2 separate regions of the Homo sapiens genome follow, and region 2 is linked to region 1. A link is an interaction called in ENCODE POLR2A ChIA-PET data of the cell type or tissue named here. Cell type or tissue: B cell. All regions are shown on one strand. Links, peaks and the distances in the headings refer to the core of each region. The heading gives the core; the rest is flanking DNA. Region 1 overlaps LINC00400 (long intergenic non-protein coding RNA 400). Region 2 overlaps DNAJC15 (DnaJ heat shock protein family (Hsp40) member C15).

What was found. Peaks named below come from ENCODE experiments on the same cell type or tissue, not always from the same donor. Only the 100,000 strongest peaks of a DNase experiment are listed, where the experiment ranks them.
Region 2: POLR2A ChIA-PET joins it to region 1 with 5 read pairs; 2 of 35 experiments call an interaction of 5 or more read pairs at or near these places.

What each region holds. Positions count from the first base shown.
Region 1 is chr13:43,125,829-43,128,750 of GRCh38, forward strand. All of the region lies in intron 1 of LINC00400 (long intergenic non-protein coding RNA 400), which reads left to right. Among named protein-coding and RNA genes, the nearest start is that of LINC00400, 14 kb to the left of the region's middle. In B cell, for the core only: no CTCF peak of the experiment used is centred there; no DNase peak of the experiment used is centred there; H3K27me3 peaks cover 367 bases.
Region 2 is chr13:43,071,688-43,074,609 of GRCh38, forward strand. All of the region lies in intron 3 of DNAJC15 (DnaJ heat shock protein family (Hsp40) member C15), which reads left to right. Among named protein-coding and RNA genes, the nearest start is that of LINC00400, 40 kb to the right of the region's middle. In B cell, for the core only: no CTCF peak of the experiment used is centred there; no DNase peak of the experiment used is centred there; H3K27ac peaks cover 240 bases.

The DNA.
Region 1 (2,922 bases), core at 103-2,602:
TTTTAAGATAACTCCAGGAGCGTAATTGGATTGTTTGTAACTCAAAGGATAAATGCTTGAGGGGATGGATACCCCATTCTCCATGATGTGCTTATTTCACATTGCATGCCTGTATCCAAACATCTCATGTACCCCATAAATATGTACACCTACTATGTACCCACAAAAATTAAAATATAATGAAACAATAAAAACATTAAATTAAATTAGTTAAAATTAAATAGAATTAAAGATCTGTTTCCACAGGCACATCAACCACTTACGGAGTGCTCAGCAGCCACATGCACCTACAGACTACCATTATGTACAAGACACATAGAGAACATGTCCAGCATCGCACAAGGTTCCATTGCACGGTGATGGCCTAGAACCTTGACATTCCAGGCTGAGTGGCAGGATTTCTGCCTTTTTGAGTCACACCTATTGCTTCTGGTGGCTGACGAGGCTGGGAGTTCCCAAGCAATGAGGCAGCAGTTCCGCCCTCCTCCATCCTGGTGGTCTGAAATCCACACCAGCTACCAGGACCACAGAGCACTGGGCCAAGGCTCTGGGAACCCTCTTTTCCCTGCTGCATCTTCGTCTATGTCCCTTTTGCTACTTCTTGTTGGCTGCTTCAGGGGGAGACAAAAGTAAAGACAACCTTGGGTCAAGTTCTCACCATCATTCTCATTATCCTGGAACCTGGACCAGGCTCTGCAGCCTGGGCTGGTGCAGAGGCCATCTCAGGTATGCAAATGAGTGTGTTATGCAAATGAGTGCTTCCTACAAATAAATGCTTTATGCAAATGAGTTTTTGCATTCTCTATCTCTCACACTGGGCTGAGCAGGGACTTTGTACTTACCCCAGGACCTGGCACAGGGCTTGACACATCAAAGTACTCAGGAAACATTCACTGGGTACACGTGGATGTAACACAGATCCCGAGGGACCTGACGCACGACAATAATTTCCATGCAGAGTGTCTTCCTTTCAGTCCAAGGCAAGGGGGGTGACACAGTAATAATGATGATAATGAGAGTGATGATATGTATATGAAAAAATGAAAGTATAGAGTATGAGTTTATTATAAAAGTGTAAAGAAATTGGTTACATGTGTAAGGAAATGTGGAGTTATGGGCATATTTTTCTTTTCAAATTCCTTCAACATTGTTATTACCCATATCAGAGTAGTTAAGAATATGCTCAGACAGACATGGTCCCCCTTTGTGAAATGGGAGCTGTTACCTCATTTGGCTATGTAAGGACTAAATGAGATAATGCATGAAAAAATTCAGCACTGCCTTTGGCATATAATAAGTGCTAAGTACAAGGGAGCAATTATTGTTATTTTTGCCTAGAAATTCGTGTGATAACAATAGAGCGGAGCGGGACTCTTGGCGTCCCTGTCATTTTGTGGCTGTTGCTTCCCTCCCCACTGGAGTGGATGGAAAGCTCTGGGCCTGGGTGTGATTTCTGTCCTGACAGCCCAGCCCTCTGCCCACAGGGCAACTGGGCCAAGTCCCCACTGCGTGCTCCCAGCAAGAGGGCACTGCCAAACTTCTCATACCTTTTTATGCTTCTCGGTCTAAGCCATGGGGGTTTGGAGGGATTTTTTTTTTTTTTTAATTTGAGATCTGTCATCCTTGCAAATGAGTTTGCCCTTTGCAGCAAATCCACACAAAACAGGGACAATCTCCAGTTTTCTTTCTGTTGCCTTTTCTCCTCCCTTCTGTTCGAGTCCTGCAGCTACTAATGAGGGCCTCTGTCAGCTCCCTGGGAGGGCAGGAAGAGCTGCCTTCGCCCTCCTCCCTCTCCCTCTGTCTCTCTCTCTCGCAAACACACACACACAGACTCAGGAGAGCTGCCCTTCTCATCTGGTCCTCCTTTTCCTCCTTTCCCCCAGCTTCTGCCCTTTATCTTGCTGTTTTCACACTTCCTTCCTCCATCTCTCCTGTGACTCTTTTTCTCTGAATCTCATCTTCTCTTCTATTTCCTCTCGCATAATAAGTGTGATATAAGTATTTGCTATGATTATGATGTCTCCCCCATCTCTTTCTCTCTTTCCCTCTCTCTCTTCCTGTGTCTATCTTTGTAATCTTTCTGTCTCTCTTGGTAACTGGCTATTTCTGTCTCTCACTGGCTCTGTCTATCTCCCTCTCTGTATGTATTTCTCTGTCGTCATCTTTCTGTGTGCATCTATTTCTGTCCCTCTCCTCTGCCTCGTCTGTGGCTCTCTGGCTGGCTCTTCATGTCCCTTAAATCTTCTAAGCCCCTCTGAGGGCTGTGGTCTGAGCACAGGAAGTAATAAGGAGGAGTATGCCCCACCCTGACCCCAGCCACCCCAAATCCTCACCACAGTGCCTGAGAAGTGGATCCGCTCCCTCTTGGCCCAAGATAAAAATGCATCTCTCTTCTTACAGCCTCTTCCTACAGAGAAAATACTGTTCATGGGGTCCTGCCTGGAAAAACTTCTGGTTGAGGAAGTCATTTTGCGATGCTTGCAAAACAAACTTTCAGAAACCAAATTTCTTGAAACAAAATCTTTGTGGCTGTTTAACTGATTTAGTCTACTGGTAGGCACACAGAATAACTAAGACTAACACGTTTATAGTTAAAGCATTGCACTTTATCTTCACCCTTTCATAATCTACTTTTTGCTACTTCAGCCCACTCTTCTTGTTTCTCAGCATAACCTTTTTGTAGTAGGAGAGGTGCCATTATTATTATCTCCATTTTTAAAAGTGGGAACCGATACTCATAAAGATGCGATGATTTGCTCCCTGTCACGGAGTTATTTTCAGTGCCGCAGGGCGCAGAACGCTTATTCCCTAGGGACCATGAGCCCCTCTCGCGCCCCTCCATGCCCCTGTCAGCTCTAGGGCTCTGTGATTTCCACCAGAAATCCCAAACATCTCCCACCAAACCTGCCCAAGGGAGACTCT
Region 2 (2,922 bases), core at 205-2,704, 54 kb before region 1:
AGACAGGAACTGTAATTGTGGGTCACTAAATCTCTGTCATTCAAAAAAGATTGTCCAAGGCTCAAGTTTCAACGGGGGGTCTCTTTTCCTTGTTTCTTTAAACTTTATTTGCTTTCTCTAAGCTTTAACATGTTGTTTTTCAATCTTATCTCTTTTTCATACTTTTTTTTCATCTTGCTGAAATAGTGCCTTGGATAAGTCTTTTATATGGAATGCATGGATGGTAAATGTATTTTCTGCTTTGTTAAACAGTTTGTTTCTTTTGTTCTCACTGTTAATTATCAGCTGCTAGCTCCTTGAAATCTGGTGAAGCCAACATTAGAGAAGTATAGAAATCTCTGCTGAGACTAAGCCTTAGTGCCTGAACTCCCGCATTCCTGCATACTCACAGCTAGATTTTTTGGTGGTCTTATTATTCTTATTCCATTGTAGACAACCTATTGTTTTGGTTTTCTTTTGTTGTTTGGGTTTTGGGGTTTTACATTTTGGTGGTGGTGGCTTTTATTTTTAGCTCTGAAAGTTTGTAGGATTTTCTCTTTCTTACTGATGTTCTGGAATTTCACAAGAATTCTTAGTGAGCCCTAACTTATTTGAAAATGGTCTTTAGTTCTGTAAGATTTTCTTACAGTTTTTTCTTTTATTATTTCTTCCTTTCATTGTCTCTCTTTTCTGCTTCTGGAACTCTGAACAGAGAGATGAGAAAGATGTTGGACCTGATAAAAAGATGTCTGTCCTCTATGTCTCTTACCATTTTATCTCTTATTTTCCATCTCCTTATCTTTCTTTGCTCTTCATTCTACAGTATTTTCACAGCTTATTTTCCAGATCACCAGGTTGGCCTTTAGCAATGTCTATTCTGTTTTTCATCTATCCACCGAATTCTTCACATCAGCATTTTTTTTTTTTTTTTGGAGACAGAGCCTAGTAGTGCGGTTGCGCAATCTCGGCTCACTGCAACTTCTGCCTCCTGAGTTTAAGTGATTTTCCTACCTCAGCTTCCTAAGTAGTTGGGATTGCAGGCACTCGTCACTATTCCCAGCTAATTTTTGTATTTTTAGTGGAGATGGAGTTTCACCATGTTGGCCAGGCTGGTCTTGAGCTTCTGACCTCAAGTGATCCACCCACCTCAACCTCCCAAATTGCTGGGATTATAGGCGTGAGCCACTGCGCCCGGCCAACGTTAGTAATTTTCTAACTTCCAAGGATTCTTTCTTGTTTCTTTTTTCTGGCAACCCATTTTTTAATTAATGTGGTATCCTTTTGAATATTTCTAAAGCCATTAATTAGCATTTGGCCAAATTCTCTTCTGCTTCCTAATTTATCTCCTTTTCCTAAAGTCAGTTGTTATGTGTTCATATTGGTTCTTTTTTTCCCCTCCATGATAATTGGGTTTGCTCAAATGTCCAGTGATCCTTGGTTGTTGATTCATATTTATGATGACTAAATTGACTAATAGAAGTAATGTTCTTGACTTTTCTTCAGCAGTTTGGTAGGGTTGCTTCAACAGCTTAATTGAATGACAGTGTTGACAGTGGGCTGTAAATAACATAGGTGGGTTTGTTAACAGGCATGTCTTTCAGAGCAAGGAGACTAGAAGGCAGCATTGGTACCTGGAGAGTCCAGGAGAGGTTGAGCACCGTGTATATTTTACTCCTTGGCATAGCTTCTCACCTCCCTAGGCTTCTGGGTTCTGAAATGGGATCTGCTGGTATGCCTCTTTGGTTCTCTTAGTACCTACCACCCAAAATAAGATGCGTATCAGAAAAAGAGGCATATGGTTCTCTTTCTCAGCCTGAGGGCATGACAGGTACCTGGCCTCTTATGCTCTATATGAGTAGAGTAGGAATGATCTGTTTATATTGTTCTGGTTTAATAAGTTTCGCTGATTTTTTTATTGTTGTTGACTCTGAATTTAGTGTTCTTGTTTTCCTGAAAAGGGTTTCTTTTTTTCTCTGATGTTTGAAGCTGCTGGGATTTTTCTGTACATGCAAATTTTACCTAGGATTTCTTTAAACTTTCTGGTTTGCTATTTATCCCATTTCTTGTTTTCTAGGCCTATTAAGGGTGTTTTAAAATTTACAGTGTCTTTACTCATTTCAAAGGCACTTCGGAAAGCAAAAGATCTTTATGATTCAGTCTGCTCTTTTGAACAAGTGCCCTTTTGCTTGTTTTTTTGTTTTTTTTTTAAATTAATGTATTAATGTATATTATTGACTCAGCCAATGTCTAATTACCCTTAAATTTTTTTCTGGGGGAGAAAACCCATCCTTCTTCTTTTTTTTTTGAGGCTTTGAATTTTCTATTTGTGAATCTGTCCTTTTATTTGAATATAATTTTTTAAATTGCATTTATTTTGTTTTATGATCAAGTGAAATTTATGGAAAAATATACTAATTAAATCATCCTTTGTTAGCTTTAAATCAAATAGATTATTGTACATAATAAAGTTTATAGTTTATGATAAATGTATTCTTTTAAAACTATGGGATGATCCAGTTCTTCTCTAGTTGTCTGGAGGACTTTTGTGTTTCAGGCTATTGAGTGAATGAATTAGCTAATGAATACTTTGGTTTAACTTAGCAAAGGAGACACAAAATAATCTAACATGGCACTATAGCATTTATTGCTAATTTTAGAAGGAAAATGATTTTGATTTCTGTCATTTATATATACAATATTTTATGAATGGGATAGTACAAAATAATCATTTGTAAGGTCCAGGATGTGTTTCTGTTTTCAGAAAAAAAGGACCATTTACTCCATCTATTTGATGGTATACTTGTTCCTTACAGTAATCTCATTTTTTGGATCTAAACATTTTCTTTGACCTACCACAGTGTTGTCAGAAAATGGTTCTGCAGTGGCTTATACCTGTAAGTCCTAATATAATGCAATGTGGGTATATTATTTTCAAGCTTAAAA